Linked DNA regions of Homo sapiens: region 2 is linked to region 1. Evidence: chromatin contacts called from ENCODE Hi-C data. All regions are on one chromosome and are shown on one strand. The core of a region is the stretch at or near the end of the contact, and the rest is flanking DNA. Distances in the headings are between cores, read along the strand shown.

The links. A loop is a pair of places that touch in the nucleus more often than their neighbours do. Pooled maps may share reads with other maps.
Region 2: a loop to region 1 is called in a map of endothelial cell of umbilical vein, with 8 times the contacts of the local background. The contact joins the enhancer-like site here to the promoter of NRP2 in region 1. A Hi-C loop is called at or near these places in 3 of 168 maps with a recorded cell type or tissue (chondrocyte, endothelial cell of umbilical vein and sigmoid colon) and 2 of 50 pooled maps.

Annotation. Positions count from the first base shown.
Region 1 is chr2:205,680,372-205,683,957 of GRCh38, reverse strand. It overlaps NRP2 (neuropilin 2), which reads right to left and starts at 1,457. Exons shown (of 17, transcript NM_003872.3): 1 at 595-1,457. The coding sequence starts at 667. RefSeq lists a silencer at 1,937-2,056.
Region 2 is chr2:204,452,680-204,456,449 of GRCh38, reverse strand. No RefSeq gene overlaps it. Among named protein-coding and RNA genes, the nearest start is that of PARD3B, 91 kb to the left of the region's middle. RefSeq lists enhancers at 1,916-2,416, 3,322-3,770. Within about 2 kb of position 2,474, at least 16 of the 41 ENCODE cell types and tissues checked have a DNase peak (open chromatin) inside an H3K27ac peak, as active enhancers do; they include endothelial cell of umbilical vein and sigmoid colon, where a contact is called at or near this core.

The DNA of each region.
Region 1 (3,586 bases), core at 208-2,707:
TGCCAGCAGCACCCAACCCCAAGCCCCTATCTCAGCCACAAGCCAACTTGCTCCACCAGCCTGAGCCTTATGATTCTGAAGCATAACCAGTCATTCTCCAAAGAATCTACAGCATCTGAAAACCAAAACTAAACTCTTGTCTTTCCCAAGCCCTTCAGTTAACATTGCTCAATGTAGCTAAGTGGAGGGAATGCAAATGATTTATATTTCACTGGCTAGTTGGAGAAACTCAAGGGAGATGTGTTCTGCTTCAAGACAGGGAAAAAAAATTCCCAAAAACTGTAATGCAAAGGCTTTGTAGTATTTTTAAACCTTTGATTCAGTCCATATGTGACATATGAACACCGCCAAATTCTGTTTCAAAACACACTCACACACACACACACACACACACACACACACTCCTAGCAGGAGAGGAAAGTTGGGTTTTAGCAGCCGTGGTGGTGTAGGAAGGGCCGGCTGGGATCTCTCTTTAAATTATTGAGTACTGAGGGAGCCTTCTTCTGTGCCGTTCTGCGTGGCCTTCCTGCTTTAGCGGTCACTTTTAAAGGGGAAACCATGTTGCAATAAATAGAAAAACTTTCAGTGGCTTACCTGGTTGGCCTCTCACTTGGTGTCTTGAAAAGTAGAGGGCTAAGAAAACCCAGGTGAGAGGAAACATATCCATTTTGGAGAAGGTGGCTCTTTCCAGAGCTGGGTTCGTAGGTTTCTTGTTTAAATCTTTGTGTTTTTCTCTCTTTTATTTTCCTCCTTACAACGTCTTATGCAGAGGTTTCTAATGGTCAGCGTTTCCCTCCTGAGTCCTGGTGGCTTGTCTTCACCTCTATTCTTGCTGGAATTTCCACCTCACCAGGAGGAGAGTAGCTCCTGAAATCAGCAAAGAGGGAACAAGCCGGGAAGAGAACACGGTTTTCCTCTTAAAAACAAAACGCATATATGTTCTCTCCAGTTCCTCAAAGTGTCATTTCCTTTATCCTACAAATATCACGAGTATTTCCCGAAAGCCAAGCGTAACAATAATGATAATAATAATAATTAAAACCAAGACTTGCCTTGGGCATCACACGGCCCCCAGGCAGCTGTGTGATCTCAGAGGCGTAAACTGACACACATCCCGCGGCACCCTTGACGGACACACGGGCGGAGGCAGCCGCCGCCGGACAGCCCGAGTGGAAGGCGGCCGCCCTGCTCTTGTCCTCGCCGGGTTCCCCCGGCGGGAGCCTCCCCCAACGGCTACACCCGCTTGGCCAGCCTCTCGAGGGGAGTCTGAGGAAGGAAGCTGCTGCTGCTGTTGCTGCTGCTGGTGCGGCGGCGGTGGCGGCTGGGATCGCCTGGGAGTGAGCGAGCCCCTCTCCGAGTTCGCTGGCGCCCGCCCTCACCTCCACCTCGCCGAGTGTCTGTGCGGCTGAGGATGTGCTGGGGGCCGGCTGCAGGCTGGTGCCTCGCTCGCGATCTCTGCCTCCCCTCCGGCTCCCCACTGCCTTTTCAGGCCGAGCAGCATGTGGATGTCAGAGCCGCGGCAGAGCTATCCGATTACGCGCCGGCTCAGGGCCCGCCCCTTCTGTGTTCCTGATTAAAGAGGCAGCCGCGGAGACGCGCGGCGCAGAGCAGAGTGCCGCGGCACCCAGCTCGGGCGGGGCGGCGACGGCTTCTCTCGGGCCGCCGCAGGATCGAAGTTAAGGCGGCGCCCATCCCACCACCCCTCGCCCGCCCCGCATCTCCCGATCGCCCCCGCGCACCTCCGCGCCGGGCCGCCGGTGCGTAACGCCCTGGGGAAGAAGCGCCCCCGGGCACCCCCAGGGCGCGCCGCCTTGGCCGTGTCGCCCCCACCCAAGGGAGACCCCGGGGGGACGGGGGGAAAAGCCTTGTTCCCCCTAAATTCCACGACTCCGATGCCACACACGCAGAACCCAACACAATGCCACGCGCGATGGCGTTACAAGAGGAGTTGGGTGGCGTACGGTGTTTGGGGTAGCGAGCCGGTCGGCAGCTCAGCCATGCGTTCGAACAGGCAGCGGTGCGTGGCGGCGACACACACCGTCAGCCCGGTCTGAATAAAACCCCAAACACTCGCTGCGTTTACTACTCAGATCCTTTGTTATGTCCCAAACATGCTCTGCTCCTCTCTGGGTTAGGATTTCGTTACCCCTGCGCCTTTAACTGTAACTACCCTAAAAAGAGGAAAGACTTTCTTCAGCAAATAATTTCTTCAGGTAATTAAATTGGATTCCATCAAGTTCCCCCGAAAAAGTATAGGTGCTTGAAGGCGTCTCATCCAAATGCTACTGTAACTACGTCTATTCACATTTTCCCCCATGGAAACGTGGTCACAAAGCCTAGAGAAAGAAAACATCATTATGCCAACTATTTTTAAATGGAGGCGTGAAAACTGTTTAGAGGGAACTGCAAGCTAACAGTTGGGGAAACACTTGTATCTTTGTTTCTGAGGATGGCTTTGTGGATTCCAAACTGTCTTGCTTCACCAGACACCTATTACTACATTATCATAAAGACTGCAACAGAAACAGCCTAAATTACACCCTGCACATGTACACCTTTTCTGCCACAAAAGAGGTATATGAAAAATAAGAAAATTCAGAAAAATATTTACAGATTAAGATTTTTTTTAAATTAAGAAAGTAAAATTTTCTGTAGATTAAGAAAAATACAGTTTCGGTGACGAGAAACACACACCTGACTACCCATTTTCTTCTTGGCTTGTACTTGTGGATTCTTCTGGGTGGTTTCCCTCCTTATCTGGACTTGCCCATTAGCTTTATCACTTTTAGTGTTTGAAAAATCTGTAACTCCCACTTAACTGTTATTTACACTGAGATAACCAAAACAAAATTGAATCAGAAGTGATTTGCAAATAGTTGAGCCAAGCTGTGTTGGGGGGTGGCGCGGGATTTTAGAGTGGAAATCCACAGGCTGAGTATCACACTGTTAATCTCAGATGCCTGGTTGGGAAAGGCACAGCACAGAGGCCTCTGAGTTCTTCCAGGGAGCATGTCTCTTGGCTAGCCTAAATGCTACCTTTCATTCCCTCTTTGCCTCCCTCCTTCCTCTTCCTCCCTCCTTTCCTTCCTTCTTCCTTCCTTTCTAGGCTTGAGAGCACATCCACATTATTAAAAACTCCAGATTTACATTTCTCCTCTTTAAAGCTCAATTGTAAAGAATGACTCCAAGCCTTAAATATTTAACAAAGTAAAAGAGCAGTTTGGATTATTAACCTTAAGCAGAGATCCCGGTTTATGTCATTGCCAAGATGCTAATCTAAGGACAAAGAACGCTATCTGTAGTGACAGTCCCTGAATAGAGAGGGCCATTTAATATCACCTCTCCCCACCACTCACCAGGCATGCCAAACCATTTTTGCCAGTGCCCAATGTGGGAGACTCCTGTTTGTGAGAATAATGTAGCCAGGGTTTAGGTGAAGGGCACTGTGAAAGGGGGAAAGAAGAGAGAAAAGGTAAACCTAAGCCCACTGGAGAACCATAAGAATGACAACCCTGGACTTCTGGTCTTGGGGTCTCAGGGATGAAGGTCCCCATCAGGCTGCTTCCAGAGTAGAGAAAAGTAAGAA
Region 2 (3,770 bases), core at 1,225-3,724, 1.2 Mb after region 1:
TTCTCTGCTTCTTGTGGGATCTCCAGCTTTGGGCCATCTCCACCATGACTCCAGTTCCTGCAGGAAATCCATTCCCTCCATCGCCCTAGTTCCCATCAAACACCTCCAGTAACACCACCTTCTCCCAATTTATCTTCAGCCTCCTGTTACTATCATCTCAGAGGTGCCTTACCACCCTGTTTGTCTTCCCAGTTCTCTCACACTGTGTAGCCAATTTCCTTTATTAAATACCCCCTGTAAAGATGTAGAATGGTTTCCATTTCCTTGGCTGGACCTTGACTTCTGGATCTCCCCATAGGTTTGCCATGAGATGAATTAAAACATGAATTAATCCAAGTTCCTATTTCAAGGAGCTCACAATTGAGTGGAGGAAAGAGATCAGTATATAATTTTAATAAATGATGATAAATGGTATGGGGACACAGAAAGTGGGTTCAAAATGCCTTCACAGGTGTTTTCTTGTTTATTGGCTAGCTGTGATGGTGTGGCATAGGGACCTTGGCAATTATAGTTTTTATCATCAACTATTAATATGAGATTGCTATAAGAATGGTCAGGACAAATTCAAAATAAATATGAATTTTCTATGTTATTAAGTGCCCCCTACGTGGAAGGCACTGGGTCTAGGCACAAGGGAAGAAAAAATGAATTAATTTACGTTCCTATTTCAAGGAGCTCACAACTGAGTGGAGGAAAGAGATCAGTACATAATTTTAATAAATGATGATAAATGATATGGGGACACAGAAAGTGGGTTCAAAATGCCTTCAAGGTTGTTTTGTTTATTGGCTAGCTTTGGTGGTATGGCATAGGGAGATGGGCACTCACTAACAGCCATGAGAATTAAGCTCTAGGCTGGCTCTGCCACCACTAACTTTTTGTATGGCCTTGGGCAATTCATTAAGCCTTTCTGGGCTTCCATTTCCTATTTATAAGAGATAATATCTGAGTTTCCTTTTGGATTGCAAATGTTATTACCATGACCTTGTAATCACTCATTGAACAATTCTGAGAGCCCACTATGTGCTGGGCACTTATTTTGAAATTCCTTCCAAATAGTATGACTGAAGCCGGACTTGTCTTTATTTAACCCAGGAGTCCTGCCTCTCCAATCCACTGCATAGCACAGGAAAACATGGACACACATGTGCACACACACACACACACACACACACTTAAATACACTTTATCTCTGCTACCCACCACCTCTATGTCCTGGACATCCCACAGACCTGTTGAAGGGATGCATGGTTAGCAACCTAGAACACCCAGCACGGCACACATCACTGTCTGAGAAGAATGAGAAGGTGGGCCCCGCAGCTATGGGCTCTGCACACCCTGGTGGGATGCATCTAGCTCGAACAAGGACAGGTCTCCCTGGTTGAGTTCTTCAGAGACACCCCCACGATGCATATCATAGCCCTTGTGCGATGGCTCCATTTCAGTGGGCACAAAGCAGCTACTTTATGGGGGAGCTAGCAAAAAAAATCAATCATTTCCATATGTTTTCCAAGTATATTCTCTCAACCAAACATGTCAGACACCTTCCCACTGATATGCTTTTCCAGTTATTACATCATCTGCAAAGTAAATATCTTAATCAGTTAAACTTATTGCAATTGAATATTTAATTCCTGCCACTGTACAATTTAAATAATCTCTTCCAAATAATTTGCTTATGGTCATCAGGCTTACATAAGGCCCTCACAGAATGTGTCTCTGTCAAAGCACAACAACTTCTTTTGCTGATGGCAGGCAGACCATATGTAGAGGGGCATTTCCAGCCCTATCCCAGCATAATATCATAGGTGCTGGAGGTACAGTGGTCAACAGACAAGCAGGCATTTCTTTATGGCAATGTAATGAAAGAGAAGAAAATCTAGAGCGGAGGAAAACACAGTGATTTGATGTATTTTAAGGTGGGCCTTAAAAGAAAGTAAATTTGCCATATTATTCTCAAGAGAGTTATGATTTAAAATGTAGTATTTAAAACAGACTTGCAAATAGAGGGAAAAAAATTCTGCCCCACCTCTGCTGAGTGGTTGACGAAAAGCAGGTTTAAGATCTAGCAGCAAATTGAACTTTAGAAATGATCAGCTGAAGCCCTGTGAAGTCCAGCACCTTTGCTCGTGTCTTCTGTCAGAGAAGGGAATTGTGTGCACTTTATATGGCAAACCAGAGTCTCTTCCTTTTGGTGCAGAGAGTGGGTTTCGCCTCATAGGGAGCTTTTGCTATTCTTTCCTCTGCATTCTCCTAAGGCTTGTGCTCAGAATGGGAGGGCCTCCCCCGGCCTCCCGGTCCCCTTTTCCCACAGCCCTAGATTCTGTGTCCCTTACTTCCTGACAGTGATCAGCCACTAGGTTTCTTGTGTGTCTTTTGTGAAGGCAGGAAACACAGAGGAGGTGCCTTGGAGACGGAGGGCTGCTTTCCCAGTGGCACTGCCTCTGCTCCACCCCTCCTGGCCCCATCTTAGGCACTCTGCCAAGGGCACCGGGGCAGCCGTGTGACTGAACGTGGTCCTCAGACACACAAGAATATCCCTGTTCCCACCCTGGCTACACCAGTATCAGCCTGCTAGAGCCAGTTCTGTTCCCTTAAAACTAGATGTGGAGTCACAAGGGCTCACTGGATGCAGAGATTCTGCAGAATCCACATTTAGACATTTACGACATGCCAGGCACACAAAAAAAGCCAGGATTGCATGCTTCACACTATCTTGTTTAAACTAGTGCTCCCAGCCAAGAGTCTCACAAAAATCGTCAGCTTTTAATTGCTTTGTTTTGCTCTTAGCCATGGTCTCAACTCAAATAATGGAAGTAGGAAGGTATCTGTTAAAAAAATTAGTTTTGCTTGATATAACAGAAACACCCCAGTAATAGTGACTTACACATATAGAAGTTTAACTTTTGCTCACATAAAAAAAAGTTGACATTAACTCAGGCTCTTTGTAGTTCATCTCCCCATTATTTATAGAGTGTGGAATTAAACCAGCTTTCAAGCTTTTTGGTCTCCGGATCCCTTTACCCCCTCAAAAGTCATTAAGGCCTGCAAAGAGCTATTGTTTATGTAAGTTACTATAGTAAAAATTAAAACCGAGAAATTTTTTTACATATTTTCATTTTAAAATACAAATAATAAACCTACTGCATGTTAGCAATAACACGGATTTGTGAAAAATAATTATGTTTTCTAAGACAAAAAAATTAGTGGGAAGAATAACCTTTTTACATTTTTATAAATCCCTATCTGGCTTAATAGAAGACATTTTGAATTTCATATACGCCACTGTATGCAATCTGTTGCAATATATTCATAGTTTTGGTTGAAATTTATGAAGAAAATTCTAGACTTGAAATAGATATATATTTGGAAAAGGGAGGATTCTGTGGGCCTCCTGAGCAAGGCTTTTGTTCTCTGTATCCTCAGCCTATACTTTGAGAATTGCTGTCTTAAATCCCATAGTCTAAAATAGCTGCTGGAGCTCCAGCCATTATATTCATATCCAAGGTATCACGATAGAGGAAAGACTGAAGGAAGAATTGGTACTCTTCGTTTAAAGAGAATTCCTGGAAGGCACACACACAGCATTCCTGCTTACATCTCTGTGGTCAGGGCTTTCACATGGCAACATCAAGCCACAAGGGAAATGTTTTAGTGGGGCAGTGATGTGTTCAGCTAAAACTTTCTTATAAAGAAAGGGAGAACGGCTACTGAGAAGCAATTAGTAGTCTCTGCCACAGGAAGCGCGAGTTAAAAGCATTCCAATGACC